Regions from separate parts of the Mus musculus genome. Here all the other regions are linked to region 6. A link is a loop called in an ENCODE intact Hi-C map of the cell type or tissue named here. Cell type or tissue: heart. All regions are shown on one strand. Links, peaks and the distances in the headings refer to the core of each region. The heading gives the core; the rest is flanking DNA.

The links. Hi-C counts contacts between places; a loop is a spot of excess contacts. Peaks named below come from ENCODE experiments on the same cell type or tissue, not always from the same donor. Only the 100,000 strongest peaks of a DNase experiment are listed, where the experiment ranks them.
Region 1: a loop joins it to region 6, with 2.7 times the contacts of the local background. A loop is called at or near these places in 2 of 42 quality-filtered maps.
Region 2: a loop joins it to region 6, with 3 times the contacts of the local background. A loop is called at or near these places in 2 of 42 quality-filtered maps.
Region 3: it touches region 6 in a loop (2.6-fold over the local background); 2 of 42 quality-filtered maps call a loop at or near these places.
Region 4: it touches region 6 in a loop (2.7-fold over the local background); 2 of 42 quality-filtered maps call a loop at or near these places.
Region 5: a loop joins it to region 6, with 4 times the contacts of the local background. A loop is called at or near these places in 10 of 42 quality-filtered maps.
Region 7: a loop joins it to region 6, with 2.2 times the contacts of the local background. A loop is called at or near these places in 3 of 42 quality-filtered maps.

What each region holds. Positions count from the first base shown.
Region 1 is chrX:10,901,902-10,906,469 of GRCm38, reverse strand. All of the region lies in intron 2 of Gm33984 (a long non-coding RNA gene), which reads right to left. Among named protein-coding and RNA genes, the nearest start is that of Gm33984, 20 kb to the right of the region's middle. In heart, for the core only: no CTCF peak of the experiment used is centred there; a DNase peak (open chromatin) is centred at 2,209.
Region 2 is chrX:10,214,572-10,219,108 of GRCm38, reverse strand. Rpgr (retinitis pigmentosa GTPase regulator) reads left to right here and starts at 2,314. Exons shown (of 17, transcript NM_011285.2): 1 at 2,314-2,557. The coding sequence starts at 2,416. In heart, for the core only: a CTCF peak has its summit at 2,230; a DNase peak (open chromatin) is centred at 2,368; H3K4me3 peaks cover 1,473 bases; H3K27ac peaks cover 863 bases.
Region 3 is chrX:10,648,535-10,653,102 of GRCm38, reverse strand. No RefSeq gene overlaps it. Among named protein-coding and RNA genes, the nearest start is that of Mid1ip1, 67 kb to the left of the region's middle. In heart, for the core only: a CTCF peak has its summit at 2,021 (motif pointing left); no DNase peak of the experiment used is centred there.
Region 4 is chrX:10,775,277-10,779,844 of GRCm38, reverse strand. No RefSeq gene overlaps it. Among named protein-coding and RNA genes, the nearest start is that of Mid1ip1, 60 kb to the right of the region's middle. In heart, for the core only: no CTCF peak of the experiment used is centred there; no DNase peak of the experiment used is centred there.
Region 5 is chrX:11,085,418-11,089,985 of GRCm38, reverse strand. No RefSeq gene overlaps it. Among named protein-coding and RNA genes, the nearest start is that of Gm39494, 96 kb to the right of the region's middle. In heart, for the core only: a CTCF peak has its summit at 1,929 (motif pointing right); no DNase peak of the experiment used is centred there; H3K4me3 peaks cover 1,159 bases; H3K27me3 peaks cover 198 bases.
Region 6 is chrX:10,711,759-10,716,326 of GRCm38, reverse strand. No RefSeq gene overlaps it. Among named protein-coding and RNA genes, the nearest start is that of Mid1ip1, 3.3 kb to the left of the region's middle. In heart, for the core only: a CTCF peak has its summit at 2,295; a DNase peak (open chromatin) is centred at 1,396; H3K4me3 peaks cover 1,329 bases; H3K27ac peaks cover 1,145 bases.
Region 7 is chrX:10,869,453-10,874,020 of GRCm38, reverse strand. No RefSeq gene overlaps it. Among named protein-coding and RNA genes, the nearest start is that of Gm33984, 12 kb to the left of the region's middle. In heart, for the core only: no CTCF peak of the experiment used is centred there; a DNase peak (open chromatin) is centred at 2,190.

The DNA.
Region 1 (4,568 bases), core at 209-4,208, 190 kb before region 6:
TTAAGTCTCTAGGATCTGTGTCTAGCACACAGTTTCTTAAAGTTTTTCTGTCAAGGGCCAGTTATTAAATATATTTGATTTTGTGAGCTGGGTGTACATTCCTTGTTGCAACTCGCAAGCCCTGCCATTTAAACATAAAAGCAAGCACAGGAAATGAAGGGGGGGAGTAGCCAGAGTTTTGGCTACTTTATGGGTTCCTACCATCCTTCTCCATCCTTATCCCTTCCAATCTCCCAACCCTAGGAAGGACAGAGAGAAAGCTAGGAGGGGGAAGACAGCAATATCATTAGACAATTTTCTGTGCTGGTTAGGGCAATGAGTTCCTTTGGGAAATTTGATCTTCTTCATCAGGATCTCCAACCATCAGCAAGCGGCCACTGGCCACTGGCCACTGGCCAGCAGCAACCAGCAGCTAGCAACCAGCTCATAGCAATCAGCAACCAGCAGCATTGGCAGCACCCCTCTCGGGGCACTAGCATTTAAATACCCTCTCGAGAGTTCCCAGAATTCCAAACATACACTTGCAGAAACTACCTGCAGCTGGCCAAATTACACCGCTGCCATAACACAAGACAAATCATACTCAGCTGCTGTGGACAATCTGAAGCAGCCCCATATATCTACACCTGGGATTATAACAAAAACAGTCTCATAATATTTCTGTTTTGAAAGCAACCAAAATTATTGCTACACGGATGACCATGTCCCAATAAGACTTTATTTACCAAGATATAGTCTAAGGACTATAGTTTGCTGACTACTGATCTAGAAGTTTCCTAGAAAGTTTAGTTCTCATAGATTCAAAGCATTGACAAACTAAGGGTTTAAAGTGTGCATTACTTATAACTTTGCATGTTCTAACACAGAGAAGGAAGAAAATAAAGGAAAACTGAAGAGAGAAATCAAAGTCTTTTTCTTCCATAAGCCTGGAGAAGAATTCAGAAAGAACAAGAAGCATTTAAAGACGAAATATGTTCTGTAAAGGACATACACACACACACACACACACACACACACACACACACACACACACAACAATGTAGAGAATAAGCGACCAAAAATCAAGAGATCCAGACTCTAGAACACTCTCTGCGTTCATCCTTATTGCTTCAAAATAATAGTCTTCGGCTTCTTGTACTTCCTCAAAGGGCAGAGCTTGGACAAAGAGCACCATCAATCCTGTCTCTCAATCCAATCCCAGCCTCACAATATCCAGAGACAAACAGGAAACAAAGACACAGCAGGCTGTCCCAGAGCAGCAGTGGGAGTGAGCAGAAGTGGGGCATGGTGCCGCCCCTGCCAGTGTCTCTTTTCGAGGACAGATGCCTATCTTCTTCCTACATCACATTATGCTGAAGATAGAGCTGAACTTGTGCTTAAATAAACAATTTAATCAGCAGCCCAAAGTTGCCTTTTATCACTCAATCTCCGGGCTAGACTGAATAATTATTTTCCATCCTCTAACCACTGGACTGTTAAGTATCAGCTGAAGCAAACAGAATATCAGGCACTGTTAAATGCTGTTCCAGCCCTGGTCTTCCTACTAACACAGTTCCCACCATGGCTGGGTTTTTTTTTTAAAGGTCCGGCAACAAAATATGACTCTGGGAATGATTGTGCTGTTGGGAAGTGCTTCCTAGTGTTGAGGAGAGGGAAGCATTCATTTCATCTAGCATGATCATCTTTCCCATCTGGTCATTAAAAAAGAAAACATGTCTACTGGTCCGACACTGCCAGTTTGAGTAGGGAGAATCGTTCTAGACTCCATTTGTTGATGGGCCCATTAGAACCCTCTCAGCCTTACTTTTCCATCTGTAGAGTGGAGCAGAAATTTGTCATTCAACGTGGCTGCTCTGGAGAACAGAGCAGATCATGAACTGTGTATCTACCCCAGCTCTCTGAACAGTGGCCACTCTCTATAGAGGACCTACCTTGCTATTTTTTTCAGGACTGTTCGAGCTTAATTCTTCCACAAGCCAGGTTATTTTAGTTGGAGATGATATTACTCTGTACGACTACTGTAAGTTAATTTTTAAAGGTTTTTATTATCTGCTCTTTATTAGTCTTCCCCTAGTATGTACCGCCTACCAAGGCACTCCCTTTCAATATACTTATGGCTGGTGTAGATACTATTTCCATTTGTGAAAAGACAATGTGGACTCCACCCCTTGGCAGTTGGCCTGCCTCTGAGGCTGTGTAAAATTGCGGAAGTAGATAGGAGCCAGGCTAACTGGGGACTGTAAAAGCTTCTCGATGATCCGGCATCCCATCCAGTGAGTCACGCACTTCTTTTGGCAGGTGTATGATGAAAACACCCTTCCTGTCACTATGGCCCTTCCCAAATCCCCTCCTTCTTTTGGCCTACTCAAATACCAACATCCTTCATACACAGCCAGCCCATGTGGCAAATAAGGAGGGGATTTACCTGCCTCACAACATAGGTCTTTTCTGATTCTACATCACTGACTCTCACAGTCTTTCTGGGTTCAGAATTACTCATGGGAAACCTGGCAGCTGCCTTCTGGATGTTCTCTGTGAACTCAGTTTCCTCCTCCTCCATTCCAGCTTCCTTATGTGGCCAGTAGACATATTCTAAAGACCCAGCTATCCTTCTGGCACCACCCTGTTTAAAAAAATGTGGCATGTAGAACACAGTTTAAACACCTCAGCAAGTTCTAGAGGTACTGTTCTGGGCCTGGCTCCAATGTACCCTTAGGGGCCCCACCATCGTGATTCTGCCTTTGTTCTATTTTTCATGATCTTGTCTGATTTTCCAACTTCTATTCAACCTTTACAAGCCAGATCAAGTGCCATCCATCTCAGACACAAGTTGTCACAATTATCTCTTTGTCCCCATTCCTGAATATATATACTATATAATATAGTACCTTGCACACAAAAGGGTGTTTGCTGATGGTTTGCCCGACTGCTTGGCTATCATCTCATCAAGAGTACGATCTATAACTTATTCATTTTTGGTATTTCCAATTGTATATTACCCGACAAGCATTTGGAGGTGCACAGCAGACTTTGGTAAGTAGAGTAGAATGAATTGAGAGGAGGAATTCTACAGGATTGGTGGGGCTAATACAGACAAGACACAAATCCAGAGGTGCTATCAAAGGGCTCTTCTAGTCTTTCTTTACTAATGGATTTTACTTTTACTTGGCAATGCCTTTTGAGAATTAGATAACCTTTCCTGCTACCACCCTCCAACCCCCATCAAATCAATACCTCTCACTCTTCAAAATTATCCTGAGGCACTTTCCTAGCCAGCTTTCTACCTTCTAGCATATACAATTGCCTTAGCAATGATTTGTATGTGCAGAGCCAAATGGTTCCTCGTTTTGATACAAGAATTTGGGGATGATCCATAGTAACAGCCTCTTGCACAATCCATTTGCTGTTTCCTGACCCTGAATCTTGAAGAACAAGTTCCGTACTTCTCGGCAAAGAAGTCTTCCATGCCTTGGCCTTCTCTGCTCTCTCCACTGACATCCAACATCACCACTCTTCTAACTATTGTCTTCTGGGAGACATCTGCAGTGCCAACATTCTCCCTGTTTATTTTGGCTTGAAAATGAAATGTCACAATAGGCTCATGTAGTGAACATCTGAACCCTAGTGAGTAATACGACTTTGGAAGGCTCTGGGAAGTTTTAGGACATGGGACGCTGGGTACATACTTTTGAAGGTTAAACATGGTCCTAGTCCCCTTTCTTCTCTTTTTACTACTATCCTGCCCAACAAGATGTGAACAGTATCTATGACCCTTTTATGGACATTTGACTTGGGGTCAGTTGACCAGATTTAATAAATATATAAGAATGCCTATTCAGATTTGGATTTTGGATATATGTGGATTCAATTTTTATGCACTCTTTGGCATATTAAAAACAGCAATTTGGTCTTTATCAGGAATTATGTTTTAACTCTGAATCCTAGATTTTGCCTGGAAATACTAGGTTGAGAGTTGTGTTTTTATGAACCTCTCTGGGCAGAACTTTTACTGGATGTCAGGATTTCTTTTAGATATCTGTGTAGGGTATGTGTGTGTGTGCGTGTGTGTGTGTGTGTGTGTGTGTGTGTGTGTGTATGAGTTTGTGTGCATGCTCAATTTTGGATGGTAACAGCAAAGTCCCTTCTTAAGTGGCTTGACTCAAGAACTCTGGAAACCATCTTCTACTTTGAGAAAACAAAAAAGGGGCTAGAGTGTGGCACAGAGAGGGTGGTATGTAGAGAAATAGGCACAAAGCCATGTCTCTAGAGTATATGCACCTCATCTTCTGCTCTAAAGGTCGATACTGAAGTGTTACTCTTGAACTTGACACCCAGGTAGAAGAACTCAGAATACTTTGCTATGCATTCTCTACAATACAAGCCACAGAGGATACCACTCTTATCCATGAAGGCTACAGTGGGCTGTGGGCTTGGGATTGCCTCCAGCCTGGAGTTACCTAGGAGCAGGTATAGTGCTCAAGTCTGCTTAGACTGAAGCCTTTTTGACCATGGATTTCAAGAGTATGCTCAGGTATGGTCTGTAAATAGAAAAATGGACTCCCCACATA
Region 2 (4,537 bases), core at 538-4,537, 500 kb after region 6:
GCTAATGCCAGCGTCTCCACCATATTCTCTGGATGCAAGGCCTTGCTGTCTTCCAGGATTTCTATTCTATTACTTTTCTGAAGAAGGATTCTCTCCGCATCTATTCAATTGGACCTCCCAGTGGTATCATACATTGCTTAGTTTAACAGAAGCCCTCCTTTCACCCCTCTTCCCGGCTCAAATGCTGCTTCCTCTCTTCCTGGGTCCCTCTGCACTTACTGTCTCGAATGCTGATGCTCAAGGGATGCTTTTCCCTCAGCGTCTCCAACTTCCTACTCCAATACTGTTTCCTCTTCCATTGCCCCAGCAAACCGCTCTTTTTATAACACAGAGAATGATCACCATATTTCTAACTTCAGAAGGTAATTCGGTGTCATTTAATTTGTACACATTATGTGGACAATTTGATTATACTCTTGTTTGGTGCAGTATTTTCCAGTCTCTCTCTCTCTCTCTCTCTCTCTCTCTCTCTCTCTCTCATCACCTTTTAAGCCTTATAACCCATTGCTAGGATATCATACTTCGGCATTCTTCACGATTCACCTTAGATTCCTTTGTCCTTCCCTTTCCTTCTTTCACCTGTTCCCGAGACTGCCATGATAGCGTTGATCCAGGAGTTCCATAAGTGTCTGGCTCCATCTGGACCTTCTGTGCATCAGTTGCTTGCTGTGCTCAGCAACTCCACCTGACTTTCCTATGTGTTCAAGGGCTGAGCTCACTATCTCTTCCATTACCTTACTGACCTAACTCTAACCTCCTCTGCTCCTTGCATAGCACTTCCCATCTCTGTAAACGGCACCACCCTTGCCTAGATACTTATGTGAGAAACCAGCGTGGAAGTGCTCAGCACTGACTTATGCTCTGAAATTTATTTTTAGAAGTCAATGAAATAACAGGATAAGCAAAGAAAGTCTTTAAATATTCTGATTTTTCTCATCATGATTGTTATGAGCCTTTAGACATGAGTATTAAGTTCTCCTCAAAATAAGTTAAGTTACCTTTTTTGTTCCTTTCTGCTGATGTAAGTTATATGATAGGTCAGCATTTTCCAAGAGTTGACAACTAGACACCATTTCCTGTGTGCCAAAATACTGAACTTCGGGCAGCCTGACCACTTTTGTACCTAAATACCTGTAATAGCCTTTGAATTGCCTCTCAGTGCTCAAACTGCTTGTCAGAAAAGCAGCCCAAACAGGTAGAATCACTTCAAGAACATGCATAACTGGTCCTTTCCTATCACTTCTGAGCTTAAAGCTCCTCCATGACTTTCCATAGTCTTTAGGATAAAGCGTCCGATTCTGTGGACATGCCATCTCACCTCGAACCAGCCTCAGCAAGGTCCTGGGAGGAACTGATCACTTTATCAGTCTTTGCATACAGTTAACTATGTCCAGACTTCTTTAATTTCATTCAGTTTCTTTGGCTTCAGACCTTCCTGACTTTGTCGTCATCAGACAAGCTTTTGTCTTTCTTAAATCCCTGTTCCCAGGTCGGTGCTCCTTGCTAAGCATCTTTACTAGAATCTCATCCTCAACTTTAGTTTGTACACAAGTGATTGGATTCTATTCCCTCTTTCCTTCCTAATAAAAGTGCCCTGAGTAAGTGTAGGTAATAACTCTCGAATTCTGGGAGCCTTAAATTCAGTTGTGCTTGATTGAGACCCAACTACCTCAGGTATACAAATGGACTCATCCTGGAAGATTTTCTTCCTATTTATTTTATTGTGGCCAACTATTATGGGTGGAAAACCAAGGTTTATCCAGAAAAATATAATATTTCAGAGGAAATTGTATAGATCTTGGCCCTTTAGTTTTATAGGAGATGCAGGCGGACTGTTTAGACCTCAGGCTAAACAACCTGAACTGTGCTTCTCTTCCTATGTTTAATTGGCATATCCGCAAACAGGAATGGCATTATTCAACTTGCATGATTGTAATAACATTTATTACGACCATTTATTCAATAAGGATCTAATGTGTGCATCGAGTATATTTGTTTTGTTCCTAGGATTGCAAATGACATTTGGGATGTAAACCGCCTAGTACCTTGCTGTGTTACAGATTGTTAGTCCTAGTGTGTTGTCAAAGCTGTGCGTTGACGTTTGCATGAGTCACAGAAGTTAGGGCTATGTGAGACATGATGTTGTCACCATATCCCCTCTAGGTCCCTGCATGGCCAGGATCCCTTCAGAAGTAGATGCGCTCCAGAGTCTGCAGCATGGCCGCTTCCAATCGCGACCGCTAGAGGGTGTGCGGTCGCTTACCGCCGCGACCATGGCATCTGCGCTTGCGCCTCACTGACACAGCTTCCGCCAGCCTCCTTCCAAAAGCCTTTCGCCCCTCCCCGCCCCGCAAGGCTCCGCCTCCGTTGCCCCTAGCGTCTGTTTGTTGACTTCCGGGAGCACAGTAGTGGTCTATGCCAAGAGGGTCGCGATGGGGGTCCCAGGGGGTAGGGCAGCACCTTAGGCTCAATCGAGTCGCCCCTGCTATCTTTCCGAAGCAGGCACAGATTCCGTTCGCAGGCTTCGGCATGGCGGAATCTGAGTCACTGGTGCCCGGTGAGTCGCGCGCCCCCAGTCGTGGCGGCTGGCCTGGAGGGAGGGTCCGCGGGCGGGCGGGCGGGCGACAGGCCAGGCCCCGCCTCCGAGCCGGCCCCGTAGTGGTACAGGCCGCAACCTGAGCCTCAGTCAACCGCCTTAGATTTGCGTTTGGGAATAAATAAATTCCCTTTGTCGGGCTGGAGGAAGGGACAGGGACATGAGGGACCCTGTGTGTGTTATTAGCAAGCTGAAATAATGGCTTTTCTTGGAGGCGGCGGCAGCCATTATTCTCTCGCGAAGCATCCCAGGGTCTCTAAACATTTGAGCAAGCGGATGTCCCCAGGACCCGGTTAGGTACAGAATTCAGTAACGAGTGGAATGCGGGGTGAAAGGTTAAAAAGAATGGAAGAAACGAACTGGATAAAGAGAGGAGGGCCTTCGGTGAATTTTTTTTTTTTTTTAAGACTGACTGTCGTGAAGTCTTTTAAAATTATGACTCCGTACGGCTTCCGTACCGGGTAGCCCAGGTAGACATTTCCTGGAGCAGCATTTATTATAAGCGTAGAGTTATAGAGTTGTTCAGCTAAAATGGTGGTCATAATCTACTGAACTGGTTTTTGCATATACTCTAATGGGCTGTTACTAGCATTATGAAAAATAACCACTATATTTGAGCAGAATTGGACATTTAAATATGTATTGCACTTTCTGCTGTGGTCTTGGCTCAAACAGAATTTGATTCTACACCACTTGGAGCTCATACCTTAGTGAGGGTGCAAGAAAATAGTTACAATAGGCTTGACATTAGTTGGCAGAGGACAGAAAGGAACCACCCAACCTTGGTTTTTGGGTTAGGGGAGTGTCTGAAGAGAGATTCTGGGGAGCCAGAGTAAACACCGTTAAATAATTCCTTGTAGGGAAGCCTTGAATCATTTCGAGGTCCTTGCCTCCCAAGGCTCAGTGACTTGAGTCGAACTGGCTTGCTTCAAGCTTGTTCTCAAGTGGTTTAGTCCCGTGCACATTGATATATATTATTAATATTTACATTCAGTATGCTTTCTCTGGAAATTTCCCCCAAACTGGGTCTGACTTTCTATTTGAGTGGTGTGTGTGTGTGTGTGTGTGTGTGTTTAAATAGTTACTTGGAAATGTTAATGGATATTTAGTCTTTTGAAAATGATACTGGTCCAAGTCTGTGAATATTCCTCAGATCAGACAATGGCAGTTGAAGAATGTCAAATCTCAGCCTCCATCTCCAATCCCCATGGACTGATCCGTAGCTTGAACTCTCATTTCTTCTCAATGGGAACAGGAATACCCGAGGTGTTTCCGTAGTAAAACCTGGGTAATATGCTATCTTTCACACTGAAAGTATTGAAAGCTGTGTTTGATTTCCTACTCAGCATTCTAGTGATGTGAAAATGGTGGTAGAGTGATAAATAGTGTAGAAGGGAAGTTTTCTGTTTGAAACTTAGCACAAACTTCAGTGTAACTGATATTTCCTAGAGGAACGTCTTGTGCAATGGGTATAAGTAGCAAGGAAAACCTACACTATCAGTAATACAGTTGAGCAAATAAAATACTTATCAATAAATATTTTGGTAGCGAATCAATTAGAGAGATTGCTGTGTAGAGCATAATTAATTGCCATATGGCCTCTATTCATTGCAAGATTCTGAGAAACCAGTAATTTCCAATGTTTGTAATAGGACTTTACAGAGGTAGCCATCAGTTAATACATTGGAGATTACAGATTCTGTACTAGATTCCTTATTATAAAAGAGAGAATACAACCCTGTGTTTACAATATTGTAAATAGATTGTGTACAACAAACCTTTTCGTACCTGTGTTAAATTCAAGGCATAAGAATGTGTATTGGTATTTTAAACACCATTTAGAAATAACCATAATGATTAAAGGAGGAAGTTAAGGTTGGGTAAAGTAACCCATTGAGTATTGTATTAAGTATTAGATTAGGAATTTGAATACATGATTAC
Region 3 (4,568 bases), core at 254-4,253, 63 kb after region 6:
ACATGAAGCTAGAAGAGAAAAAAGCCCTGAAGGAAGAAACCACTTGTTTCCTTCTACCTCCTACTCTGCACCATCACAAGAAGAATGGCTTGGAAGGAGAGGTCTGTTCTGGTCCCTCTGCTGTTTAGAAGCTCTCAGTTGCTCTAAGAGTGCCTGCATGATAAAGCATAGCACAATCTGAGCATAAGGCACTGCCAGGCCTAACTGTTCATACCTCCTTGTTTATCAAGCCTGCCAGGCAGGCAGTGTCACTCTAAGCCAGTTAGTTGTTCTTGACCTTGAGCTTGGGAAATGTATGGGGGCATTGCTAATGCACAGATGGTAGGGCCCCAGCCTAGATGTTTCTCATTTCCCAGGTTTGTGGTAGAGTCAGAAAAATTTAAAGGCCTAACAAATTTCTGGGGATGTTGCTGATAGATACTGGAAGGCAACATTAGAAAGTTTTTGAATATGTGATCACCAAAACTTAATTCAAAGTCAAATGTGTAATAAGTGTGGGGTATTTCTAACAGTGCTGCTCTTGTTGGCTCATGCATCTTTACTGTAGCCTTGGTTCTAAACATACTGGAGGTGAACTTTGTCTGGTGTGTAACTGTATGTCAGGTAAAGCCAGTGACAACTATCAGAACACCTCGGCTCACACTCAAGACTATTATGTTATGAATTGCATTGTTGGTTGTGTATACACAAAAAATTCTTCTATTATGGAAACATAATGATTTGATTACAGAAAACAGATTTTTAATATTTTTCGACTGTCATTCCTCTACACATAAGTAGCAAACGAGTGTATTTTTTAAAATGCCATTGTGTTAGAATGTTTGAATGTAAAAATTGCTATTTGAGCTGATGAGTTAAAGTTTTATTAGTAGTAAATGTTTCATTGGTGTGCCTATCTTAGCAACCGTGTCCTCAATATCAGTGTCCCCCTCTCCCGACTCTGCCTCTGCTAGCAATATTTCATCTTGTCTGGGGAGAAAGTTCTAGAAAACTTCTAGACCAATTTTCCTCAGTGGCTCCACATCCTGATTCCAGTCTATCTCTTAGCAGCTATCGGGCACCTCTGATAAAGCAAGCACTAAACTAAATTTGACTTGAGAAGACAATCCAGAGAGCATATAAAAGTGTTGAACCCTTGACGTGTGTGTGTGTGTGTGTGTGTGTGTTCTGTGTTAATATGCTGATGTTCCTGCTGCCCATTCTGGGGACAACCCTGGGTGGTCTGAAGGCTCCCAGGGAAGGAGAATCTAAGAAGGTGAGAACCTGCAGCTCTAATCACAAGTCTGAAGAGGAAGAGTGAATGATTCAGAGACTGATGGTTAACAGTATTGATGCATCAGTATTCCCTCTACCTCCACCATACATTTTTTAATTGCCACAGGACAACTCTCTCTCTGTCTCTCTCTCTCTGTCTCTCTCTGTGTCTCTCTGTGTATTTCTGTCTCTCTCTGTCTCTCTCTCTGCCTCTCTCTCTCCTTCTCTCTCTCTCTCTCTCTGTCTCAGTTCTGGGCTGCGTCCAGCAAATATGAGATGCTTGTTTCTGGATGAGTGAAATGAGTGCCTGTGTGTCCAATTTGTTTTTTTGCTCCCAAGTTTATTTAAACAGAAAAGGCCGTGACAGATAACATCTGTGCCATATACATTTGTCACATTTATGTCACGTTTCTGTTAACACACCGCTTTTGGAAGCACATTTCATAGTTGTCCATCATCTCCTGTTGTCCTCCCATTTTTATCTGATCAATTAGGAAGTAGATTTTGAGCAGCCAGCCATTAGGCAGCGAGCCCTGTATTTACCCACCTGACAGAACCTGAACCTGGGCATTTCTAAACAATGATTTTAAAAACTAAGATATGAACTTTATGTGGACATCAATTTCCCTAAAATAAACTTTAAAATTAAAAACGAAAAAAGAGACCATAAAACTAGAATAATAGAGACTTTTTGTTTTTTAAACTTACACTTGGCTTTTTTTTTCAACTTACAGCAACAATAGCTAGCACCATTTTGCCATCTAGTGTTGTTGGTCAGTATTACCTTTGGCAGAAGCAATGAGCACTTTTCTTCTCTGGCTTTTTCGAGTCTATTGACCTCACAAAGTCCAGTGCTGCAGTACTTAACTTTACTTTGAATACCTTAGATACTATTTGAAAAAAAATCAATCTTCCTTCCTATTGTTCTCTTCGCACTGTCTAATAAACAGCCAAGTCGTCCTAATTCAGATTACTTCACAGTTGGTGCCCTTAGAACGGAACCCTGCCATGTGTTATTAAAGTGGTGTGTGCCTGCAGTCCACGAGCTCAAGACACTGAGGAATGGTGAGCTTGAGGCTAGCCTGAAGTACATAAACAGTGAGACAGTGCCATAAAAAAACCACAATGGCCCCTTCTTGGATGGAGCTCCATGCTACATCTCTTGCTTAGAATGTTTAAGGACCACAGCGAACACACACACACGCACGCGCACGCGCACGCGCACGCGCACGCGCGCACACGCACACGCACACGCACACGCACACGCACACGCACACACACACACAGGGGGGGTAGAGGTACCTCTCACTCCATCTGCTGGGAGATTCCTTCCAAGATGGAAGAATCTGTGGAAGAGCTAACAGAGCAACTGAGAACAATCTTTGTCTCAGGTATAACTGACAGAAGACTGAGCATGGCTTTTGAAGTAGATCCCATCAGGACTCAAGTCCCTCATCCGCACTCTGCTAGCTGGAGGTGTTTGAGCAAGTCACATGGCCTTTCTGGACTTCACTTCCCTCGTTTGTCTAACTGGGATGATAACACTAAAATAACCTACGTTGCCTGCACCAACTTCAAATTCCTGGCCTTAAGAGAGCCTCTTGAATAGTTGGGCTTGCAGTCATTTACCACTGTGCCAGTCCAGACCATTGCTCGAGTCTTTCACTCATGGCTTAATATTTGCATGATTCCAAAGCATATTTCTTAATATTCTTTTCATCTCGATTGCAATGATTGCAATATGTGTTGGTTCATAAATACCTCAGACTTAGCCTATTGGACACTCAGAGAAGATTATTTTAGCACACTTTCCTGCTATATAACAAAATCCAGTAATAATCATGAAATGAAACTAATAACTGTAGTGACCCAAAAAACCCCACAGATCATGAAAATATTTTGTTTTATTGAACATTTATGTCAGTCAAAAGCAAAAGAAAATAAAAGCAACTATTACCATGAAAGGAAAAGAAATTGGATTAATTTTTTACTTATATGGATATATTTTTAAAGAGAAATAGCCTATATAAGTTGAAATTATCCCACTGAGGGAACATTGCAGAGTTCCAGGGTTGATTCGCAAGTAGGAAGACAGATCTAAGCATCTCCAGTGCTGTTCCTTCCTTCTACAGTCATTGTACTCATTCCTATCCTGTGAGTTATCACCTTCTAGGTCCCTCTTCTGCCCACTTGGAGCCTGTTCCCATCCTCTGATAAATATGTATTTATGAGCACATGATTTTGAACCTTCAGGTGATGAATGAACGGCAGTTAACTGGCAACTGCAATGTTTTACATTATTTTAAGACAAATAATCAGTAACTTGGACCTTCATTCAGAAACACGGCTGCTCTCTAGAATCCCTCTCAAAATGTTTTTCAGTATCAAAAGGAAGGATTGTTCTGAGCTGTGCCAGCACATGGCCATGGGGGTGCCACCTGGGTGCTGTTTGGCAAAACTGTCACTTGCTTCTTGGTTCTCAGATCTGTCCCCTGTCCTTAAAATACTCCACTGTGTGTCACAAAACACTCCATTTACCTGGCCTCTGGCAGGTTAGGCCAGTGGAGGGCAGACCAAAAGAGTAGAGGGAAAATGGAGGGAAGAGGCCTGGCTGTCTCTCTACCCTCTCACTGCCTCAGGCAGCTACTCCGCAGAGACAGATTTCCTGAAAAGTTAATGAAGCTGAGGCTCCAGGGCCTCTCACTTGCTCAGGCCTCTGCCAATGTCCTGTGTGCATACTTTTGAACAGCTTTATTGAAATATAATTTACGTGCCATAAAATTCACCCATTGTGAGTATATGGTTCAATGGTTTTTACTAAATTTATCGAGTTGTACAACCATCACCACCATCCAGTTTTAAAATACTTCCATCGCCACCACCCCCCACCAAGTTCCCCCGTGTCTGTTTTCAGTCAATCCTGGCTCCCAAGGCAAAGCTCTAGTAACCACTAATTTGCTTTCTGTCTCTATGGATTTGCTTATCGCAAACACTCACATCAATGGCACCGTAGTATGTGGTCTTTTGTAACCAGTTTCCTTCACTGTGCCAAGTAGTTTTTGAGGTTCATCCATGTGGTAGTGGACAGCAGTATAAAATTGCCAAATACGGTTTCATTGGTTGGATATTTGTTTTATTAATGTGGTCATCAGATGAAAGATATATGTCTGACTTTGCACGTAGAAATTTGTGTCTTTTCTAAAGAACAGCCTGGAGCTCCCCCCACCTCTGTGTCTCTAGCCTTGTGGCACGTAGCCTCAGAGAGAAGCTCTGATGATTCCTGCTTCTAAGTATCAGTCCACTGTCCCTCAACA
Region 4 (4,568 bases), core at 198-4,197, 64 kb before region 6:
CCTTTGGTCTTGGGACAACACTGGCACCACTGAATGAAGCCTTCCCTGAAGCCAGATCCTTTTTGAGCTCAGCAGTTATGCAGAGCATCACTCTCTTTCATTTCCTCCTAAGAGCATGAACACTTGATCCAAATCCTACGTGATACTTTCTTGGAACAGAAATGGACTCAGGATCATTGTAGAAACATCTGAGACAGCCTTCGGGAGAATGAAGCAAAATGAATGCCTGAGGAACGTTTAATTAAAAAGAAGAAAGAACAAAAAAAAAAAAAAAAAAAAAAAAAAACATGGCACATAAGTATTCTAGTGTCTGAATGTCCCTAGGAAAATTCAAGTGTCCTTTGCAGACCCCAACTTCTGTCTGCCTTCATTTCACTTTAAAATGCATCTTCTCATTAAGAATTACTTAAAAACTTTCCAACTACGGTAATTGGAACCCCTTTTTAAAAACCTGCCACTTCAGCAGAGACAGGAAGTAAAAGTGACTATACCCACAGAAGATGGCTGACAATGGTATTTTCAGAGCTGGATTTTTTTTTTCTCATAATGCTTTGTTCAGGCTTTTTTTTTTTTTTTTTTACCTTCCAAGTCCTTTGCGCACATATTATGATTTCAAATATTATGTTTTTATGGGGTCTTTGTTTGTGAGAATGTGTGTCCCTTCATGAGTATGTTTCCTGTGGGGTGCTTGTTTGAGCACTTTTTTTTCTGTTTGTCTGTATTGTACTCTTTCGAATTTCTTTTATTTTTATTTTATTTTGGATGACTGCTTATTTTCTATGAGAGAGATACTGTATGGATTTGGCTAGGTATGGAAGAGTTGGAGGAGAGGAAACCATGATCAGAATATATTATGTGAGGAAAAACATCTATTTTTTAAAAACTGCTTATAACAGAATTCCAAAGCATAATCGAATTATTTCCAGATCAGATGCAGAGGTCCTAACATCAGGACCCCTGAAAGTTCACAGCTATTCAAGGTCAGCAAGTTGATAAGCCAATTCCATCTTCATCCTAACTTAGGTTCCTCACAAGCTCCAATGTGGCTGAGTTCAGCATTTTATACCCACCTAATACTATTGCTATCTGGGATATTTTTGTATCCCACACCCCATCATCAGAAGCATTTAAACAGGGTCTAGATAACTGCCAACATCAGGTAGCATAGAGAGAGGTCCATGAAGTGTATATCAGTCAGGTTCACCCTCCACCCTCTTCTGTGTATGTATGCAGATACCACACAGCTTGGGAAAACAAGAGACAATACTGAGTGGAATGAAGTGAAGTTAGGTTGTGTTCACTTTAGAATGGGCCTCCTACTATCCCAATCTGCACTTTTTTGACATCCTCATGCCTATAGCTGAATTTCTTATTGGGAAGGCAGCGTTTCCATCAATCACTTCTTCTGTTTCCCATCAAAGAGCCCCAAATCAGGCACTTCTAGTCCTGTGAGTGATAGCCTAGACTAGTACTTGCTTAAGCAAAAACTGCAAGTCATCATTGGCAGGAAAGAGCAGAGGTGGGACAGTTGGCTCACCCTGATGCCTTCTCACCTTTTCTCTACTTCCTAAACCTCCCTCTTGGCTGCCTGCTCAGCAGGTGTGGACTGGAAAATGCTGCTTGTAGTACCGTACACAGACCAGCCCCACAGGTCTTTGAGTCAGTCACTGGATGGCTGGGCAGGGAACTCACTCATTCACATGCCAGGCTAGGTGCCTGAGAATAGGGCTGTCCCAGTTAGGGTGCTCTGACACAAGGTTGAGCTCTAATGGAGAAAGGAGCAGAAAGAAATCAGCCTTGAGACTGCTTTCAGTGGTTCCCCGTATAAAGAGGAAGAGGAGGAGGAGGAGGGAGGAAGAAGAAGAAGAAGAAGAAGAAGAAGAAGAAGAAGAAGAAGAAGAAGAAGAAGAAGAAGAAGAAGAAGAAGAAGAAGAAGAAGAAGAAGAAGAAGAAGAAAATTGCCAGAGAATTTGACTGGCAACTTGCCCAGGAAGTTCAAAAGAAGGCCCTCTGTGTGGCAGTCCAGTGTGATTTCATTTCACAAGGCCATGAAGCATGATATGGGAGCTACAATGAGACCTTTAGTCCTGGTGAGCATGTTCCCAATCCGTTCTCAGACACAGATCAGAAGTTTTAAAGATCCACCCCAGTTAGATGACGAATCACAAACACAGCATTCATTGTTCCTTCTGAGATATGAGGGACTGAAGTGTGGTGTGACCGTGAGGTGCTGTTAAAAATAAATCTTTCGAGCTGGGCAGTGGTGGCGCACGCCTTTAATCCCAGCACTTGGGAGGCAGAGGCGGGGGATTTCTGAGTTCGAGGCCAGCCTGGTCTACAGAGTGAGTTCCAGGACAGCCAGGGCTACACAGAGAAACCCCGTCTTGAAAAAACAAAAATCAATCAATCAATCAATCAATCAATCAATCAATCAATCTTTAACTCATTCCTTCAATGTCTTGAAGACGAAGGGGCATTTAATTAACAAAGGCTCCTTTAGAGGCTCCCTACGTGCTGTGATGTGAGAGAAACCTCAACAAGAGTGTTTGAGGAGGTTTATATGCTCTTTCCAGGGATGTCAGCCTTGATAGTCATGCCTGAAATTTGCTAAACAGAAAACTGCTTACATTTCTAATCCCACGACCAAGCTATATCAAAGAATGCTAAGGCCAAGTGATTAGTCTGAATTTGGGGAACAACCCAGATAATCACTTGAGTAATTCCAGGCTAAACAGAAACAAAAGATGCTTTCCCTCTTCCTTCGGGTAACAATGGAATCAGGCATTTTCCTATTGTCTGCCATTTCTATGTCGTTTACTCAGACGTCTCAGTTTTATCAGCTTAAAACGTTTTAAATGAGTCTTCAGATTGATAGTTTTGGATTGACATTTATTAAAGTTGCAGTTAGAGTCACATGTTCATGCAATACCCATTCCTAGCACATTTTTTCATGTGTTTGCATTCTGCTTTTCTCCATGCAGCTCTTCACTCACAAACCAAGATAGGCCCGAATAAGAGTAAGTAGGGATGGAATGTAAGTTCCTCCTGACTAGAGCGCTGTCTTACACTTTGGTGGGTTCCCTGTACCCATTACATTCTTCCACGAGAAGCTAATGCCTAATAAATGCAGGGGAGTTTGTGAGCTCCAAGCCACGTGTGACTCACCACTGTCTAAGCAGCTAATTGGTAGTCAAGCCAATGTTATAAACGGAACTAGGCCACATAAGGGACAAGGAAGCTCCTCTCCTCTCTGCTCGATAAGTGTGGTCCACCAGCCGCCAGGATCAGGATAACCAGAGTGTTTGTTAAGAATGTAAATCCCCGGGCCTTGCCTTTTTACAAATGAGAATTTCAGAGATGAGGCTCAGGTTACCACTTGGTATGGTGGAGAATCTGGCTTCTGGGCTCTACATTGAGTAGATGCTTAGCATAGAACTACACTTCTGTTATGGACTTGGATCCAAAGAGACTGATCTGGTAAGATTGAGAGAAGCCAGAAGAAGGCTTGCTTAAGAGATAAACAAATAGCTCCTTTAAGGCAATCCTAAAAGAAATCTGCTAAATAGCCAGGAGGTTTAGGAAAAATCTCCAAGCAAGAAAGGAATGTGGCTTGGCTCAGGGAACTAGGCAGCCAGCCAGGCTCCTGAAGACAAGGGGAGCATGCTGTGCTGAAAGCCTTAGAAGTCCTTGCAGCTCCTCAGGAGCAGGCTCACCCCAAACATCTGCAGGACGAAGCCAAGAGTACAAACAGAGGCCTACATACCATATGCCTGAATGTTTAAAACTTCCCTATCTAACTAACAAATGTTTAAATAAGAAAGGGCACCTTGCGTCTATCTTCCCAAACAAAGTGTCATAACAACTTAGAAGGCCAGGTGTGAATTCGGTTGGGGGCGGGGTGGGAGTAGGGGCGGGGCTCCGTACAGTTTGGAGGAACACTTGGCAGTTTCTTCTCTCCTCACTCACTAGAAAGTTAGTTTCTACATTGAGGGAGCCGTGGGGCCCATGTGTGTGACATATGTGGATCTCTCAGCTCCTCCCGCAAACTTCTTCCACAGATCCACCTGATTTTACCCAGCTTTCCTTTCAGTCTAGAGGCCTGAGTGCTGGCAGTGTAATTAGTTGGGTATAGATCCTGAAAGAAGGTTCAGGAACTCTGGAGAGGGTATTAAAGGGTCAGAATCCCAGAGATTGTTCTAGATGGTGGGCAAATTCTTAGTGGGAACATCTCTTAACATTTCTTGATTTTGTTTGATGCAGAGTGATATGGTAATAGGAAAAAAACCTCTAAAATCATACTTGTCAAAGTTTGATTTGCATGTTAGTCATCTGGGAATCTGTAGTAAAATGCAGATTTAGATCTCAGAGATCTATAGGGATACAAAAGAGTCTATATTTCTAAGGAAATCCCAATTGACCCATTGACCATGCTATGAGGAACAAGGGTCTGAAGTCCCAGGCACAGGTCTTTCTAGCTATGGTCTAAGGACTGATGACGATACTTCCCATATTTCTGGAACCAAGAGAGGGCTAATGAATGCTCATTGGATTATGGAGACTGCTGATAA
Region 5 (4,568 bases), core at 164-4,163, 370 kb before region 6:
GCTCCCTTCATATGGAATTCCCAATCCCCTATTCCAATTAAACTTTTCTGCTTATGGCCTCCATGTTGGGTTACTATTGTTCTTGCTGGGCATTTATTGAAATCTGTATAAAATAAACTGCTCACACACCTGGCATGCACTTACGGGAGACTCTCCCAGGGCAGGGGTCATAACTACTTGTCATTATAACTGCACATGGTACTTAGAAAATATTGAATAGGTAGAAATACAGTGGTCTGCGATCTACTGAGTGTTCTCTATGATCATTGCTATTTTCTATTTCCTTCATGGGAATCAAACCCAGAGTCTCTTGCATTCTAGGCAAATACCACTAAGCCACATCTCCTGCTTTCTTTTTCCTTTTAATTTTGACATGTGATCTAAGTTATCCAAGCTGGTCTTTTAACTCACTCTGTAGCCTAGCCAGGCCCCGAACTTGTGATCCTCCTGCCTCTTCCTTCTGAGTAACTGGGATTACAGGGCTATAAAACCAGGTGTGAACTGTGAACCAATATCAAGTGTAGTGCAAATACTAGTTCATCTCGCCATCTCATAAAGCATTATTATTACTGTCCCATTTTTAGAGAGGAACAAATATTGAGACACAGAGAGGTTAAGTAATTTGCCCAAGATCACACAGTCAGTAAATGGTGGCAGCAAGAGTGAAACCCATGGGGTCTATCCTCAGGTAATCCAGCTGCTCCATACTATAGATATTTAATTAAGTGCATCAATATCCCAATTGTCTTTAAGACTGCACATCAATCCAGACTTGGGAAAACTGGAAATCATTTTCTAAGTAGTACAAAGAGGGGAGAAATCTGGCTTTTAGGATTTTTGTACTTCAGCTCTCCTAAATAACAAGAGGGCTGCCTTCCCAAATTCACATTCATGTTTGTCAGTTTCCATCCTTGGGCAATTATTTCACACTCAAAATGAGAAGGTGATAATCTGGAGTATTCGCAGCCAGTCTTGCCTGCAGAGGTGTGAGCAAGGAGGAAGATAGCATGTTGTGATTAGAGAGAGCAGAAACAAACCCCTATGATTGCGACGCGAAAGGGAAGGGTCAGCCTCATTATTCTAATGCATAGTTTTCTGCACCCATAGAAATATTTTATTCCAACAAGTTAATTCCTTTAAGTGGTGAGCGCCGAGTGTGGCAGACGCGATTATCTTCCTTAGGTTTCTTGCCGCTTTCTCTGGGCCCGGCTAGGGGAAGGATTTCTGTGGCTCACCTCCTGCAATTAGAAACAGCCCCACAGGGCAGAGGTGCAGCCTGCGTTCGCAGATACTCTACTGCTGCTGCTGAAATCAGAACAGCCTTTGAGAATATTCTCCTGCCAAAATCATTTTAGCATTTCACTGTCACACAGCGGGAGGCAGAGAGAGAGAGAGGGAGAGAGAGAGAGAGAGAGAGAGAGAGAGAGAGAGAGAGAGAGAGAGAGAGAGAGAGAGAGAGAGACCCTTCTTTTGCGTGCACGCGCAACCTCCAAGACCTCATGAGTCTTCCCTGTGTACGAGGAAATTAATTAATTTCCTTTTTTATTTTTGTAAAAGGAGGCCATAAAACATAGTTCAAGATGTTCCGTTTTCATAAGGAAGAAGTCTCAATTGTAAATGAGTTCTCTTTTAAGACAAGGCTGTAATTAGATTGCCCATGGTGATGGTGAATGTGGAGGGTGAAGGGACTGAGTTTTTTTTTTTTTTTTTTTTCTGGGGAAAGAAACATCCTCGAAGGTGGAGGCCAGGGCTGCCTCAGGCGGCCACGCTGTCGCTAGCGCCAAGGACTGTTCTATGCCGCAAAGCTGAAAGAAGAAAGGCAGCTTAGAAACCTGGCGAGGAGGGGAGATAAAATAGGCAAGGCAATTTAGAGGGTGAGCCAAGGTGGTTGGTTGCCTACGCAGGGGCTGTGGGCGCCAACAGGGGGCGCGGTGTCTTCCCGTCATGTGCGGAGTTCAATGATTTCTGCATGAAACTGTTTTCTTTCTTTCCTCCCCAGCCCCCACCCCACTCCGTTTTAACCTGCCTATGTTTTCTCTCTTGCAGTGTTGAAGGAAGGGGAGGGTTGGGTGGATGGCCTGATATCCATTTATAAATTCTGCCTCTGTCTCTCTGTTTCTTTTTCTCTGTCTCTGCCTGCCTGTCTCTGTTTCTTTCTGTTTCTCCCTTTCTTTCTCCCTCCCTCTCTCTCTCCTACCTCTGTCTCTGTCTGTCTCTCTCTCTCCTTTCTACATGCCTGTTAGACACAGCGTTTTGCCCTCTTCCAAATTTCATGTGCTTAAGACTTACTTAACTCCATGACCTCAGAATACAACTGTTTAGAGCTGGCTAACAGCGTGGTGGTGCACGTCTTTAATTCCAGCACTTGGGAGGCAGAGGCAGGCGGATTTCTGAGTTCGAGGCCAGCCTGGTCTACAAAGTGAGTTCCAGGACAGCCAGGGCTACACAGAGAAACCCTGTATCGAAAAACAAACAAACAAACAAACAAGAGCTGGCCAGAATACAACTGTTTGGTGAGGCAATGTATGATTAGGGTGGACTTAGTCACCTGTCTTCCTTCCATGTGGAAGAACTTTAGATGCACAGAGAAAGATCCGGGGTAGATTCACAGAGGGAGGGCCATCGTGTATCATCAGCTCAGGAGGAAAGTGTCATGCTGCCAGCCACGGGAGTCTCAGAAGCGACCAAATCTGCTTACGCATCGCTCTTGGACATCCAGCCTCCACACAGCACATAACCAGAGCACTGAAGCAGTTTCCTAAAATGTGGTCCGCTGGCCACCTTGCCGGAAAGTGACGAGTGGGTTCAAATGCAGATTCCCTGGGCTCCACCCAGATGGAATCACATCTCTAGCATTCAAGAGTCTTCGGTCTTACATGAACACTCGAGCTCATCCCCATGCTCACTGAAGTAGGAATACCCTTGCAGCACCAATCTGCTGAGAGAACAGTCGCCTCTGGGTTGATCTGAAAGAGACTGCCCAAAGGCCTGGCTGCCTGAAACCCCACCATTAGAAAGGTGTTCTTTGCAGTTAAACATTGCCCTCTCCCTGGTGGATTTCTTTTCAGTACAAATAGCTCCTGGGTGGAGGTGACAAATTAAGTCAATAACCTTTGAGTATGAATTCATTTATCAGCTGAATTCCTGTGGGATTGGACAGATGCCAAACCTGAGAGAAACCAGAGAATGGGACTACAAAGTGGGGGGTGGGGGTTGGCGGAGCACGCTTGTGTGGTCCACATCAGAAGCTACCGCTTTGACAAGTTAGCCCCCGGTAGTAACAAGGTAACTCATAGATTTATAGCTGTCTACTCCCTGCAAGGGACAGGGTGTGTGTGTGTGTGTGTGTGTGTGTGTGTGTGAGAGAGAGAGAGAGAGAGAGAGAGAGAGAGAGAGAGAGGCTGGGGTGGAGCGGGAAGAAGGAGGGAGGGATAGAGAGAGAAAGAGGTGTGTGTGGGCCTTTTGAACTGACTCCCAGCTGACTCCTGTCTTGTTTGTTTGCTACTTGAAAGGCAAGGGCAAAGTCAAGCTGGCTTCCCTCCCTTTCTGGGAGGCAGTGGGAGGAGATAAGCCAGGTGATTGGAGATTGCTGCATTAAGGACTGGAGTGGATATTAGCAGGAGCAAGGTGCAGTGTGTTTTATCCTGGTACTGTCCATTCATGAGGCTACGAGAACAGAAGGCAGGCAGGGGCTGAAGCTAGGATTTTAAATATTCCCTTTGTGCCTTCTCAGTTAACCTCTCAGTTGCCGGCTGGCCTGAGATCCTGGCTTACCATCTTTCTCCACTTTCGTGGCCCAGGCCCGGATTTGGGGGTTGGGGAGGGGTGGAACTTTATAAGTCTGAGAAAGAAGCTCTTGTGTTTCTGTCACTTCAGTTGTTATTTATTAATACATTTACAGGGGCAAAGGGGGTACCCTCCCTACCCCTCAAGCACAGTGTCATTTAGCCAAAGCAACTCACATTGACTACAACAGCTTATGTGACCACTCCCAGAACTCCCAAGGCACACTAATGGCCTGAGAACATCAACCAGCTGGCAAGGGCCAGTATCCCAACTGCTGACAAGTAGCCATCCTTAGAGAAGGTGGCCAGGGGCTATATAATAAATGACTATCTCGTCTTGGAAACCTTGTCATTGGAATTGATGATGAGCTGGAACCCAGAGCCCTCTTCAGGTCTGACGAGATCTCAAGTCGGCCCTCTGCACCTCCTCTGCCGCACTCACAGCTCTATGCTCCTCCGCACGGAGATGTGCATCCTGGATTCCCATTTCCCATGACAAAGTGGGGAATCCAAAGTAAAGGCAGCAACAGGCAATGGCCCAAGATTCCCAAATCCTGTTTCTGGAAGCAGCAGATGGCTAGAGAGGGAAGAGGACCAGCCAGGCCAAAACCCTGACCCAAAAATCAATGTTTTCTCCCAGACAATACTCATTTTGTTGGCTGATAGGTGTGGTCCTGTCCAGGTTCCTGACCCCTGCCTCAGCCCTTTGGCACACAGCCCACTCTTCTCTGTGTGCTGCTCCTTCACCTGCCTGTGTTTGGTTTCAGGAGGTCAGTATTCATA
Region 6 (4,568 bases), core at 287-4,286:
TTCTTGAAGGACTGGTACTGTCTACCGAAAATCATGTCTCTTTTCAATTTTGAAGGGAACAAGAGCTGATAACAGACAGAAAAGTCATTGGTAACTCTAGAACCCAGACTGGCAAATCTCCATCTCCCTCTGGTTTACTGGTTCTAGATCATAACCCATGCTTCCAATGCTTTCTTATGTATGTATGTATGTATGTATGTATGTATGTATGTATGTATGTATGGAGACACAGTCCCAGCCAGCCAGCCAGCTTGATTTGGAACGACAGCTACTCATCCTTCTGATTCAGTGTCCCATGTTCTTTTAAACATGAAATAATGTTTGTTATCTGCCCCGTGGAGCTAAGGAGATCAGTGGAAAGAAGAATGTAGATGGGAAACATGCATTGTGTAAACCTGACACATAACAATAACCTCAGCCTTTCTCTTCTTATGCCCAGATTTGAAAACTTTTCCACCCTCTGTTTGTCAACAAAATGGAGTGTCTCCCATGAGAGAAAAATTTCCAGTGTTGCTTTAGCAATAAAAAGGAACTTCTTCTTGGGCTATGGCAAAGGGTTCTATTAGGGTTCAATGAGGTATCGGCGGTAAAACTCTTCACTGTGTACACTGTAAAGTACTTAGGGCTTCATCACAGTTTAGAGGCATTTTCTGCCAAGAGTCTGAACCCTTAAAAATAGGGAAATAGGCTAAGATGAACCAGAGAGGACCTCACCCTCACCTTTACCACTTCTTCTGCACAGAGGTGTTCAAAACAGTCCAGGCTTGTTTTAACCCTTATGGCAGACAAGAGCCAAGGAAGAGAGCTTTAGAAAAACACATTACCTGGTTACCAGTAGTTGATGTTTCTCATAACTTAAAATGTAGTTTGACCCCTTCTGAGACCCAGACCCTCTGGATATTTTAAGTATGCACCCTAATGAAAATTTGGAATTGCTTTGGGTTATTAAATGCTGGAATCCTGCCTTCTTTTCTCTAACAGCTCCCAGAAAACGGAAATCCCAACTGCCTAGTAAAGGCATCCCACTTTGAAAATTAGCTAAGCCGTGGAGAAAGCCTCTAGCCCCTTCCCTTTGGCCTCCATCCTTCATCTGGATCAATTTCCTTCCTTCTGCTTGGATCTTCTAGTGTCTTGACTCTCGGTTGCTGTTCTTACACATTTCTAAAACTCTGCCAGGTAATGGCTCATGCACCTGCCGGCAAAACTTCCCAAACCGGGCCTCCCAGCTCCCCCCTGCCCACACAATAACTCACACCCACCGGGTAACTTCAGAACGAAAAGGTCCTCAGGCCAGAGCTCCGGGCCCTTGGAATCACCCCATCGCCACCCTTCTTGCCCCAGCCAATCAGAAAGCTTCTGAGAGACTTATGCAAATGAATTTTTGGCCCTAGCCAGTCAGAAGCCATAAACCCCTCCCCCCAAGTGTCCTCTTTCACCCTGGCCCTGAAGAGCTAATGGCAGGCGTCCCTGGCAACCGGCCTGCAGCCAGTTTTCTCCTAAAGCAAGGCTGTAAAAAAAATAAAGAACGATTCCGGGGGTCACATGGGTACTAAACGGGTTGGGCCAGGCCCAGTAAAAACTAGGCAGCTTCTCTGGTTGCTCCAGGCACCTTCCCTATCTCGATCTGGAATTGACAGAAAGCTCCCAGCGACCTGTCCAGGATTCCTTTTGCCTAAAGAGAACCCTAGTAACGATCAGTTGAGTAAATGGCTTTTGAGTACTGACTTCAGGTGAGGCGCCAAGGTCTCTCTTTTTCTAACCAGCGTGCTAGATTCCTGTTAGAAGCCTGGTCTGAGATCCTGCATCCCCTCTACGTTGTCCTAAGCTCTAACTGAGAAGCTCTTAAATGCTGAATGGTAGAATCCCTTCTTTAATCAGTAACCAGGAAGTGATGCTTGACTGGCTCATCATCCCCCTGTAACCCCCCCCCCCACCTCAGTCAATTCGCAAATTACCCTTCCTGTTGCGTCTCTTTGATGGCTTAGGAGAACAAGGCATTTTAGAGGCGAACAGAAATTGCAAAGCAAAGTTGTGAGCAAAAGTGAACTGGTGGAAGAAGAAGGAATGAAGAAATAAAAAGGTCTGGCTTGGGGTTGGACAGAAAGTAAGAATTTAAGACTAGAAACCGCCCCCAAGCCAAGACAAAGGAGAGTTTTGATCACACTGATACAAAACTTAGAAGCAATATCTTCATGAAAACTGTTCTGGAAATATGACATTTGCACTCTCCCTTTAAAGACCATGTAGTCCAACCTTCTGCTTGTATTGAAATTGCTCACAACATCTCCACCAAGTGGTCACCCTTGCCTACGTTTTGTGCTTTCCATCCTCTGGTATCAGGTCAATGGTTTTAGAGCTCTTCAGAAAGTCTTGAAGCACATAGAGGCTGGCGTGTGAGTCTAGCAGTGGTCTCCCTGAGTCCACTCCATCTCAAGTCAGTTACCTTCAGTTCTTGTAACAAATTCATGCTTTGGGTTGAGCTCGTCCTGGTCACTGTCTTTGGAAGTTGTTTGGGCATGTCTACAAGTTTCACATCTGGACCTCATTCCAAGTACCACCTTTCCTGGGACAAAAAGGAGTGGTGAAAGCACCTATTTTATTGTAAATGGTAACTTTTCTAGACCTAATTCTCCAGTGCCAGATGCAATGCTCTTTTACTACGCAACAAATAAAAACTTCTTAGAATGCTGCCTAGCATTTAAGGGACTTGTTTTAATGGTTAGGTTACATTTATATGTTGCTGTATATGCAACAAAACTTGTGTATCCTATTACTAAGTAGAAGAGATTTTGTGGACCAAAATACAAAACTTTCTATTACTTTTACCTAAGTAGATTTTGGATCATTACTTCAGCATGTTTCAGTAGTTTGAATTCTGATTTTGTGCTCTATTACACTTGGATATTACCTACACATTTGTTAACTGTTCACTATATTCATCCAAACTACTGGTAATGGGTACCAGTGAGTACTGTACAAAGAGCAAAGTGGGATTAAACATCTGGAGAGCTCCTTCAGAGGGATATCAATTCATTATTTAGTATTTTTGGCGTATTTTTTTCCAGTCAGCTATGAATCCTGTTAATTATACCAAGATCCAGAAGACAGAATAGTATGAGCAAACTTGCTAAGTGTTCTACTGAGCTCTCACGGTAATGACCACCTTCCTTCTTATAGAGTTAGAGAATATTTTTGTAGTGTTACAGATCAACCACTGTTACATGATATATGAACTAGAAATAGGGGCTGGAGAGATAGTTCAGTGATTAAGAACATTTGCTACTCTTCCAGAGCACCCAAGTTCTGATCCTAGCACCCACATGAGGTGATTTACAACTACCTGAGACTCTAGCTCAAGAAGGATTCAATACACTCTTCTGACCTCTGTGGATATAAAATAAATAAAACAGGAACAGTGTCATGGCAGAAATTCTGAGTATAGGGAAAATTATATATATATATATATATAATATTAATAATATATTATATATTATTTATATTATATTAATTATATATTAATAATAATATATAATATATAATATAATATTATATATTAATAATATAATATATATATTATTTATATTATATTAATTATATATTTATATATATATATATATATATATATATATATATATTCGAGACAGGGTTTCTCTGTATAGCCCTGGCTGTCCTGGACCTCACTTTGTAGACCAGGCTGGCCTTGAACTCAGAAATCCGCCTGCCTTTGCCTCCCAAATGCTGGGATTAAAGGCGTGCGCCACCACGCCCAGCTGAAAACTTACAGTTTTAATGAATAACTTTGGTTTTGTTCTTAGCAATTCTATTTATTTGAGAATTCTACGTAGATAATGATACATTAAATTTTAATATAACAGGTAAAAAGAAGGGCAAAACCTGTTGTAACTTTTTAAAAATACCAAATAGGAACTTTTATATGCATACCTATATGTGTGTAGCAATAAGTTATGCAAAAAGAGCCCATGAATTCAAAAGATATGGGAGCACTTTGAGAGAGAAAGGAAAGATGGAAATGATGAAATATTATACCTCCCAAAAAATAAAAGAAAAAAATTAAAGCAATAAAATAAACTTAATTATTTAGTTTCTTCAAATGCCAAGATCCACTTAAAAAAAAAAAGAACAACACTCCCCCCTCAAAAACAAAAACAAAAACAAAACTGAAGGACTGGAAGGGGACAGCATTTGGAGCTTAAATAAATAAATAAATAAATAAGTAAATACAATGAGAACGTTCCTCTTTGAAATCAAATTCATAGTTTAAAAGTATGTAACATAAACTTAAAATAGGAAGCAAAGATGAATTAATTACCTACTTCACATGATCAAACTCTAACATCATTTGCATTTTATTGAGACTATATTGTTATAAATATATTACCCAATGGACACTTTCAAATGTCCCATCAGTAAGTATCTTATACAGTATTTATTTTTCTGACTCAAATAATGAAAGAAACAAAACCTAGATGCTATAATCTAGAGACTTCATCTATATTTTATTATACTGTCCAGATAGAATGTGTAGGCTAATCTCATAATCATGAGTA
Region 7 (4,568 bases), core at 203-4,202, 160 kb before region 6:
CTTTGCTCAGTCCATTAACCAACTGGATTGACTCTCTACAACTAGCTAACCAGTCAGGCAACACTGAAGGGAAGGAATGCAAATGGAAGTTTCCTAAGGCTGGCTGAAATGAAAAAGAAATTAGGGTTAGTCCTAATTATTCTCATTAGTAAAAGACAAGTAGAATCCCCAGAGGAGAGCTGAGGTAAGAGTGCTATTGACAAATACCCAACATAATGAGTGTCTAGCACAACCTACACACTCAATGTTTGTTGAACAACCTCACAACTAACGTCATAGAAAGTTATTTCAAAGCGTAAAATGGCATATGATTCATTATGCCAAGTGCCTGCTTTGGTTTGACACACTTGCCTTTCCACTATAGCTTACAAAAGTAGATTGCCTTTTACATTCACCTCCAGATCAAGACTGGGGATTCTATCCTCCTGTTGGTGAAGCTCGGCTTCTTTCCCCCTCAACGGAGAGGCATTCATACTCCATCACCTTCATTCCTCCATGCACTAGTCTCCCTTCTCCTCCAGCATGCCCTGAACCTACCTGCTACTTTGGTCCCTGGCCTCTAATCAATTCTGGTGAGCAACTCAGTAAAGGTTTCAAAGGGAAGGACAGTGCCTGGCATGCTTGCTCCTGAAATTTCATCTCAACAGCTTGGTAAGGTCATGGCAGGGTAGTATTTGTACATTAGTGCAAGCTCTGAGCTAGGAGCATGTTCTTCTTGAGTGCCAGCAAAGCTCAAGAGCTAATCTTCTGTGATCCTTCCAGCAACCCTGGAAATGACGATGCCGAGGCACAAAAACTTTAAGTGACTTAACAACCACATCACTCGCCCTCTTTCACCTCATCCCTCCAGGTGTCTAGATCAGTCTAAGGACTGGGCTAGCATAAGCTACTATAGATTTTCCATTTTCTTTTTCATTTCTACTCCTTTCTAGACTTTATCCATAAAATTCACCTTGAGCTCTTTGCACCTGCCCTTTTTGCTTACTCCAGCTACTTACATGGGTTCACTGCAGGGACGTTGGTCCTAGTCTCTAGGTCACACTGGCCCGTTGGGGCTCGAGACAGTGTTTAATCATGACTTGCCCCTGCCTTGTATATCTAACATCGCACATGGGACAAAATAAACAAACAACCCTCTGTGCCTCAACTGAAGAGCAGAGTAGATATGAGATCTGGGTCTGTAGATTCAGGGTGATGTTCACTAGTGTCCACCTAGGAAGGGGTCATCCTTCCAGCTCTCCTCACACTTCTCACTAACCCCTGCTTTCTTCCATTTGTGTACAAAACAGTACCTCAACAATGGCTGAGTGTCAGTTTCTCTGGCTGTTATGATAAAAAAAAAAAAAAACCGTTAAGTCCCGTGGGATGGCTGAGCAGGTAAAGGTGCTGGCTATACAAACCTGCCAAAATGAGCTTGATCCCCAGAATACACATAAAAGCAGGTGGAGGGAACTGACTCCACAAAACCTATATATTGGGTGGTCTGTACTTTACATCTCACAGTTCAAGAGAATAGGAAGCTCAAGATCAATGCTGGCACTTTGATACACGATGGTACCCTAATATCTATCCCAAATGCCCTTTTCTTGCTGTATCCAAACATAGTGAGGAGAGGGAAGTGGATCTCTCTAAGATTGCTGCTATCCAACCTTCTGTCATTGTGATATGGCGTCAATTTGCAAACCTGTTGGGCTGCATTCCTAACTGTGCTGGAACAAATATTTTGCAAGTTGAACTGCATAGAGTAGCTTCTTGAAAATATTAATAATATGGATAAAGGCCTTAACCCTTATGCTCTCACTATCCTTCTAAGACTCCCACCTCCTAAATTCGATCATTTGAAGTGGCAGGATTTCAACACTGGAATGAGGGGGATAAAGATATTAAGATAGCACAAGACACTATCTCAGTGAGTTCCTTGCAGCTCTAAAAGTCCCAGAAGGAATGGGGTGACCTCTCATCTGGCTTCTGTTGAGATTGCATGCCTTGATTATTGTATTGTTGGTCCAATCAGTGGACAGAGATGGACTAGTGAAAACCTTTCCTAACCTCCCCACTGATTTCCAAATTGTGGGATCAGGGAACGGAGATGACTGGGAGCAAAGGTGTTCCTGATAGACTAGTCCTGTCATTCCCCAGAGTGAAGCCTGGTGATTGCAGGGTGGCAGTGACACAGGCAGGAAGATGACACCAGTGTTTGTCTTCATAGCACGAGAAACCTTTCCAGTTGAGGAAGGAAGCTGACCTCACAGTTGCATAATACAAATGCGGAAATCAAACTGTTGCTAGGCATTTATCACGTGTCAGGCATGATGTTAACCTGTTTTGCAGGGATTCTTCCATCTCTTCTAACAAGCTCATAAAATCATCAGTATTGTCTTTTACTGTGGTTGAGGAAATAAAAGGGAGAAAGACAGTCCTCAAGATAAAATATTGTTGATAAGTGGTAGAATGAGCTTTTGAACTCACATATTCTGACTTCAAACTAGGAGTTCTTGTCTTCCGTGCTACACATTTTGTGACACGAAAGGCCTTAACGTATTAAGTGTTCTGAATACAAAACGTCTCTTGCAAGAATATGAAACCCAAGCAATGGCTTTTCAGGAAGACATGAAGTATAGAAAGCGTTAGATTAAAGACAGGGTATGTTTACACTAACAAAGAACCTCAAGTCCCAGAAACTTCACATTAGTCCATTTCCTGTTTATACAAGAAAATAGTTGAGGAATACCTACAAAATAGCTTTGTTTATTTAATTATTTCAGAGACTATGAGGCTCCGTAGATCTCCTTGTGAGGAGGCCACCCAATCCACACTTTTTCTGGAGTCATTTCCCTCCACCCACTTTTATGTAGATCCCAGGGACTAAAACTCATTTCAACAGGCTTTCACAACTAGTACCTTTACCTGATGAGCCATACCCTTACAGCTACATGTAAGGCCATATACTTGTAGAGACAAGTGTATGGGCATAAAGAATAATGGGGAAAAATAACATAGTTTACCCCCCCCCCCGAGCTTGTGTCTCTAGCTGCATATGTATCAGAAGATGGCCTAGTCGGCCATCAGTGGAAAGAGAGGCCCATTGGTTGTGCAAACTTTATATGCCTCAGTACAGGGGAATGCCAGGGCCAAGAAGTGGGAGTGGGTGGGGAGGGGAGTGGGTGGGGAGGGTATGGGGGACTTTTGGGATAGCATTGGAAATGTAAATAAGGAAAATACTTAATAAAATTTTTTTTAAAAAAAGAAATATATTCATCACTTCTGCAAGCCGTGTTCCCCTGTCACCTACCCACCTTCTATTCTATCCCAGCTCTTAAAGAATCAACCACGTCTCAATACTCCCACAGTCCCTTAAACGTGTGACAGGGAGCCACAGGGAGGTGGGGCAGGCAGGGATTAGAGGCAGCCTGAATGCACTTGCTGAATATCTAGAGTATTATGAAAGTGTAAGGGCTATCTGGGTTCACTGCTAACCAGATGTGCAAGGATTGAGCAGGAGGGCAGACTAGAGTACAGTTTGAAATGTGATATATTCATGGTTGTATACTAGAATAAAATTCAAAAACGCAAGTACATGGGCATAAAGAATAATAGGGACAAGCAACATAGTTTACTATACTGAAAGCTCCATTTTAAGCACTTATTTTAATATAACAGCCCTTTGAGGAAGATCAACAGCACTTTACAAAGGAGAAAAACTGAGGTAAAAAGTTTACTGAAGAATGTGGATGCTCACTACTGCCTTGTAACTCCACAGTGACCAGTGACATTAGAATCACTTGGGAACTTGACAAAAATGCAGTCTCATGCCCAGCTCACACCCATGGGTTATTCAGCTTCTATTTTAACTAGACTTCCAGGGGATTATGGGCCTTTCAGAATCTGAAAAAATGTTGGACTAGGGGATACAGCTAGGGGTCTTCTTTATTCCAGATCATCAATGGCATCTTTTTCAAGAAATGAGAGTCAGCCAATGCTGAGTTGGGCATCTGCTGAGCTCAGCTCTTCTGGACACAACACCTGCCATTTCCAAAAACATGGGAGTAGGTAAGGAACATATACTGTGGCAGAAAAGTATGTTTCCAAAAGGGATGGGCTCATGAATGTTCTATACACATTTTATTCTTCATTTCTACTTTTTCTTACTCCTAGCCTTAGAACAAAAGTGACAAAGACAAAATCCCCAGTCTTGTGAGTCCCACTAGTCCAGTATAGCTTGGGCTCAAAAAACTACAGATATTCTTGCATAAAATAGACATATGTATGAAATTGAGACAAACTTTAGGGATGCCACAAGGAATCAATAAATTAATTTATACAAAGTGCTCAGGGCTAAACACAGAATTTGTAAATGTCTGGGGACAGGCAATTATAGTTAAGGCTTATAATTCCAATCGTAAAACTTTTCTAGGTATCTTGAAATTCGCTGCATAACAAATTGCTAATGAAGGCATAATTGCTAATTAGTCCAAAATCTGTTTTTTTAAAGAAAAATTCCAAGTGGGAGACTCCCCTTTTCTCCAGATTAGAGAGCGATCTGGAGAAAGAGCTTCCCTTTGGAAGAA